2 separate regions of the Mus musculus genome follow, and region 2 is linked to region 1. The links are chromatin loops, found by intact Hi-C in ENCODE. Cell type or tissue: heart. All regions are shown on one strand. Each heading gives the region's core, and the rest is flanking DNA. Links, peaks and the distances in the headings are about the cores only.

Region 1 (2,903 bases), core at 202-2,701:
GGTAACCCCCAAGTGAAGGGTTACCAACAGCTCCAGGCTCAGACTTCAGATGTGCAACCACAGTGGGCAGCATATGCCAGCCCTGGATTCCCCATGTGTGGTGGGGAATCCCCAAAGCTCCTTTGTCACTGATAAGAGACCATGCTGGAAGACAAGGATATTCACAAGTACACTAGTCTGGGGCACACACACAGCCAGTGCTCAATAAATGCAGCCCCTGTGACTGTATCTTAATCACTGTTTGAATGCATGTTTTCTGCCTTGCCCCAAACACCAAGGCCTGCCAGCTTGATATGTTAACTGCAGAACATAGTGAGCCCTGTAAAAATGCCATGTCCCCTGTAGCCTCCCCTTCACCTGGTGGATGGCAGTCTCCAGGTGGCCCAGGCGGACGCGGAGCTCCAGCCTTCGGAGGAGTTGATTGGACGCAGTGACCAAGTCATGAAGCTGACCATCCACAAGGTTGTACAGGGCAGCAGCCTCGGTCAGATGGCTCCTGGGACGGGGCAAGAGGGTGAAAAAGATGTTCTTCTCTGTGCTCTCATCAGGCAAGTGCCTGCCCTCCTAATCTGTGGCCACAGCTGGGCTGCCAGCCACTGACTTACTGTGTGACCTAGAGCAGGTCCCTAGCCTTCTCTGGGCCTCAGTGGCAAACCTGAGGGTGCCACAGGAACTGAAATGATTCTTCTCCTTTTTGGTGGAGTATTAAGCCAGCTGGGTAGATCCGAGTCTGAACCCCAACTCTGCTAACTGCTAGCGTGGGTCCTTGTGCAACATCACCACTTCGGGGGTCTCTGGCTCCACAGGTGGATTTCTGAGTTCGAGGCCAGCCTGGTCTACAGAGTGAGTTCCAGGACAGTCAGAGCTATACAGAGAAACCCTGTCTCGAACCCCCCCCCCAAAAAAAAGTGGGGATAGTAACAGAACTCACTTCCTGGAGTGGCTGTGAGCAGCGAGTGATCTGAGCAGGGGCTTCCAGAAGCTCAGAGCTCACATTCCACTCCAGGCCGGCATCAGGCCCTGACCGTGAAACTTTCTAGTACTGCTTCCGGGGTTCTGGCCAGCCAGGGGACCTTGGACCTTCCCTATGTCATGAGAAACATTCAGTGGAGTGTCAGGCCCAGGAGGCTGGGTGGCATTCACCCATTTGCAACATGCTATCTTCCTGACCTCCATTCTGCAGGGAACAGGTGCAGAGAGGGTAGCAACTGTAACCAGTGATGGTCTTTTGTCTCGGATAGAGACTCAGGGTCAAAGGCTGGTTTCAAATTCCTATGTAGCCAAGAATGGCATTGAACCTGGGGTCCACCTGCCCTGCTAGGCATTTTTAAATTGGCCAAAGCCAGAGGATCTAAAGCCAGGGGACTTCTCCCATGGAGGTGCTTGGTGAAGGGAGAAACCTGGAGTCTCCCATCCCTTCCTGGGAGCCGGTTTTCAAACAAAGATGATGGAAGGAAAGGTGCCTTTTCAAGGGACCCCAGTCACGGATCCGACATTCATCAGAAAAAAAGTCCAAAACTCCTGAAGGAATGGGGAGCCACAAGGGCTGCAGGGATGAGCACAGAACAGCAAAGTGCTGCGGTGAGCATGGGCCCACAGCGCCCCCTGGTGGAACTCCAGGTCAAAGGTCTGGAGGGACCTCAGGTAGTCAAGATGGGCTGGGTGAAGCAGGTGAGGCAGTGACATGGTGGATAACAACAAGGCATTGTGAGGGGCAGGAGATGGAAAAGGGAGAGATCCGTGTGTGGAGGGGGGAGACAAGAGCGGAAGTCCTTCAATGCCTGTCTCTGGCTAAAGATGAAGGAGGGGCTGGTGAGGTTATCCCCAAGGTTCAGAGGGTAAGAAGGTGGCTTCCCTAGCCTCACCCTACGCATTCTCTTCACAGGGCGGCCCCACTCCTGAACTGTAACTGGGAATGAAGGAGGGGAGACCGGGTGTCTATACCTGACATCGGGGTTAGCATTTAGCCCGCTGGCCTCTTGCTGCAAGCTGGCCAGAGTAGTTCCACCTTCCCTCTGGAGAGCCAGCAGGCCCGGGTCCCTCAGCACCGTCTCCATCAGCTCCTTGGACTTGCTCAGGCACCTGGTAGCCTCCTGCCAACAGAGGGAGGTGTCCTGAGGCGCAATCTCCTCTCACCACCTTCCAGGGATCCCCACAGGGAGAGAGCCTGACTTTCCCAGCTGAGTCCAAGCATCTCCATCTGTCCTTCAATCTCTAACACATCTGAAGCTACGGCCCTCCTATCACCATGGTAACCTCACTGGTCCTAGCTCCCTCTTCTCTCTGGAACACCCATCCCAGACTCTTGGTTGAGCTCTCTGATGCTCTCTGGTTTTCCCTGTAGCCAAAACGTTTGTTTTAAACAAACAAACAAACAAACAAACAAAACAAACAAAAAAACAAAGGGTATACCCCATGATCCCCTTCTTCAAACTCCCCTGGGCTCCGCAGCCCAGCTCCTGGGCCCATCTCTCAGAGATGTGGTTCTTAGCCTCCCCCTAACTCTGCTCCACAGACATGCAGCTACTCTGCCTCAGGGTTGTTGCACATGCTTGCTCTCTGCCTGGAGGCCACTCACCCGCCTCGCTCTTCTCACTCAATCTTACGTTTACAGCATCTGGCACAGCTGGTACTGTCTTCCTTCCCTCCCCCACCCCATTCTTTCCTTTTTCAGCATAGGGTCTCATGTATACTAGGCAATTATTCTCACCACTGATCTATATCCCCAATCCCTCATAACTACGTTTTAAACGGCCACTCTGCCACTGCACCCTGACCCTCACCAGGGCACAGACAGGCAAGCCAGTTCCTCAGGCTGGGTCCCCAGAGCAGGGTGCATGGTGGATGCCCAAGAACTATTGGCTAAAAACTAATGAGTGAAAAGCAGAGTGCCCCTCGCCAAG
Region 2 (2,903 bases), core at 292-2,791, 600 kb before region 1:
AAGACACATAAACTCACAAATGAAAACATTAGCACATACTCTCTCTCCCTCTCCTCCTCTCTCTTCCTCTCCCCCCCACCCCAACACTTGCAGGTAATGAGCTATGACAGAAAGGTTTGTCCTAGCTCATGGCTCTGGCCCAAGGAGCAAAGAATAGCTCTGCAGATGGCTTTGTTGACAGAGTTCTGGTGTGGCACAGGTAAGATACAGGAAGCAGGTGGCAGAATCGGCCACACTGGTTCTTACAGCAAGCCCACTCTTCTGAGAAACTATTAATTCCTTCAAACTCCAATCTCACAAATAAGTCTATCTACACAGTGGGGGTGGAGCCCCAGCCACCTTGTGATGGTCCCACCTCTTAATGGAGTACCATGAGGATTAAATTCAACGTGAGATTCTGGGACAAGGCATACTGGTGCCACCCGCATAGGGGTATGTGGTTTTATTCCTTTCCCATGTTAGTAGCAATTGATGGGTTATTGACTAGCCTTGCTTTATCTGTGTAATTGCTTATTCCCCTGCCCCGTGCACGTGTGTGTGTGTGTGTGTGTGTGTGTGTGTGTGTGTGTGTGTAAGCTCGAAGTTGACATCAGGTGTCTTCTTCCTTCCTTAGTCTCTTCTCTATTTATTGAGGCAGACTCTCTAGCTGAGCCCAGAGCTTGCTAATTCCACCTAGTCAACTTAGCCAGCTTGCTCCAGGGATTCCCCTGCCTCTGCCTATAGGAGTTGCAGAAATTACATTTTAGCTAGCCAGCTTTTAGTTTCTTTCTCCTTTTGACCATAATTCCATGGAGGTCAGGGCTAGGGCTGGACCTGCTCTGCCCATAAGAACTGCTCAGCAAGCACAAGGCACTGTCTATACCGTGAAAAGCTAGCAACCCTAATGTCAAATCTAAGGGCTTGCACCAGGACACTGGATCCTGGTATTCTTCTTTCTCCCCTACAGGCCAAAGTCCCCGAGGGCGGGAGAGCACCCAGAAGAGGCCTGAAACCACAGCCTGAGTGAGGGCTGGTGAGATGCTGAGATGGGTGGTGCCCCTGCCTCCTTGCTTGTCCCTGGGGAAGCCTGGCCCCATCTACATCCTCCTACCCCAGGGGAACTAGGTACACAAAGCCCTATCTGCATTTCTACCAACAGTAGCATTTTACTTTGTAAATGCCATCTGCTCAAGTATAGGGGAGCTGGCATCGTGGCAGCTCCCCTATACTTGAGTGGTCTGCACCTTTGGGGCGGTGGGTGTTTACCTGTCTGTGAATTTCTCCGCAAAGGACTTTCCGGACAGTGATTAGAACTTGCGCCCCCTGTCAAGTCGGGTCTCAGGCAGGTGAAGAGTCTGGCTGCGTGTTCACCGCTCTCCACCAGGGGGCGCCAACGCTCCGCGGAGAGACCACGCTCAGACCGGCTGAGGCTATCGCATCCCCTCTGCTCTGAAAAATAAAGTGAGATTGTGGAAGGAGACTACTTAATCTTTTAAATCCCAGTTCCATAACACAAAACCTCTCTTTAGACTTCATGGGTGCACACGTGGAGAAAGTAGGGAGTGCTTTTCCCTAACTGGGCTGCCTAGAGCCACTCATAAGCAAGGGCTTGGATTTAATGACCCCTCTCCCTTCAGAGATCTGAAGCTGCTAAGGAAGTGTGTGAGCCACCGTTCATGCCCCCTCCTCTCCATGTTCTGTAACACAGGCATCTTGGGAAACAGATACCTCCTGCTCCCTTCCTGCCTCTCTAACATCCTTTCTCAACCCCGAGACTTCAGAGGTGGCTGGGCACAGCCAGAGGTCTTGCCCATTCCCAGATTTTGTGTATCTGGACAGTGAGACAGCCATCTGAGTCCAAGGTTGGATCTCTCAGGATGTGCTGTGCAATCAGGTGCTCTCCCCCTACTCTTCCAGCCCCCACTGTGGGCCAGGCCTTCTGCTGCTTGCTAGGCACAAGGCAGGAAACAGGGAAGCCAGGCTTTGTCTCAGGGTCTGCCTTTCCAGGGGTGGGAGAGATGGTCTAACTAGTGAGCACCAGTTACAGATAGTAATGATAGAAGCCACAATGGGAACTAGGCAAGGCCATGCACATCTGCAATCCTAGTTTGTGAGAGGCTAAGACTGAAAAATAGCAAGTTTGAGGCTAGCCTCGGTTACATAAAAAACATCCTGTCTTAAAAATTAATCGATTGGGGGACTGGAGAGGTGGCTCAGCAGTTAAGAGCACCGACTGCTCTTCTAGAGGTTCTGAGTTCAATTTCCAGCAACCACATGGTGACTCACAACCATCTGTAATGGGATCTGATGCCTTCTTCTGGTGTCTGAGGACTGCAACAGTGTACTTGAATATGTATGTATAATCATTTTTTTAAAAGAATAAATTTCTTTTTAAAAACCAGCTGATTCATTGATTGATTAAGTGGAGAAAGGCTAACGATGCAGCGTTTAAGCCATGAGCTGGGAGATGCGGCCTAGCCACATCGAGGCCAGGCAAGCAGGAGCGACACAGAAAAGGAAAGATCAGAGTCGTTCTCCTGAAAGCGTCTGTGGTGCTGGGTGGGATCTGTTGGGAGCCCGAAGTCCCTAGGAAACTGATGGCATAATTCAGGGGGTCTATGGGTGGACGTTACAGCAGGGTTGAGAGGGAGGAGACAGGCAAGGGTGCTGGCTGGTGGACAGAGGCACCTTTGACCAAGGTGTGTGTGTGTGTGTGTGTGGTGGGGGATGGGGGAGGCTTGCATGAACTGTAGGCAGAAGGCAAACCAGAACAGAATCTTGGACTCCACCCCTCCTCCTTTGCCCTGCTCTGGGGTGGGGGTCAGTGTGGGAGATGGGAGTCGTGAGTGGGTGAGTGAGTTGAAGTTCTACAGGCAAGTATTGGGCTCCAGATCTCAGCCTGGCCTCAGATCACACTGGTTGCA

The links. Hi-C counts contacts between places; a loop is a spot of excess contacts. Peaks named below come from ENCODE experiments on the same cell type or tissue, not always from the same donor. Only the 100,000 strongest peaks of a DNase experiment are listed, where the experiment ranks them.
Region 2: it touches region 1 in a loop (16-fold over the local background); 23 of 42 quality-filtered maps call a loop at or near these places.

Annotation. Positions count from the first base shown.
Region 1 is chr2:158,202,716-158,205,618 of GRCm38, forward strand. D630003M21Rik (RIKEN cDNA D630003M21 gene) reads right to left here. Exons shown (of 14, transcript NM_177657.5): 10 at 1,945-2,093; 11 at 358-496. Among named protein-coding and RNA genes, the nearest start is that of 1700060C20Rik, 12 kb to the left of the region's middle. In heart, for the core only: CTCF peaks have their summits at 1,597 (motif pointing left) and 1,810; DNase peaks (open chromatin) are centred at 1,607 and 1,916; H3K27me3 peaks cover 440 bases.
Region 2 is chr2:157,603,855-157,606,757 of GRCm38, forward strand. No RefSeq gene overlaps it. Among named protein-coding and RNA genes, the nearest start is that of Platr27, 8.0 kb to the left of the region's middle. In heart, for the core only: a CTCF peak has its summit at 1,358 (motif pointing right); no DNase peak of the experiment used is centred there; H3K27ac peaks cover 251 bases; H3K27me3 peaks cover 2,065 bases.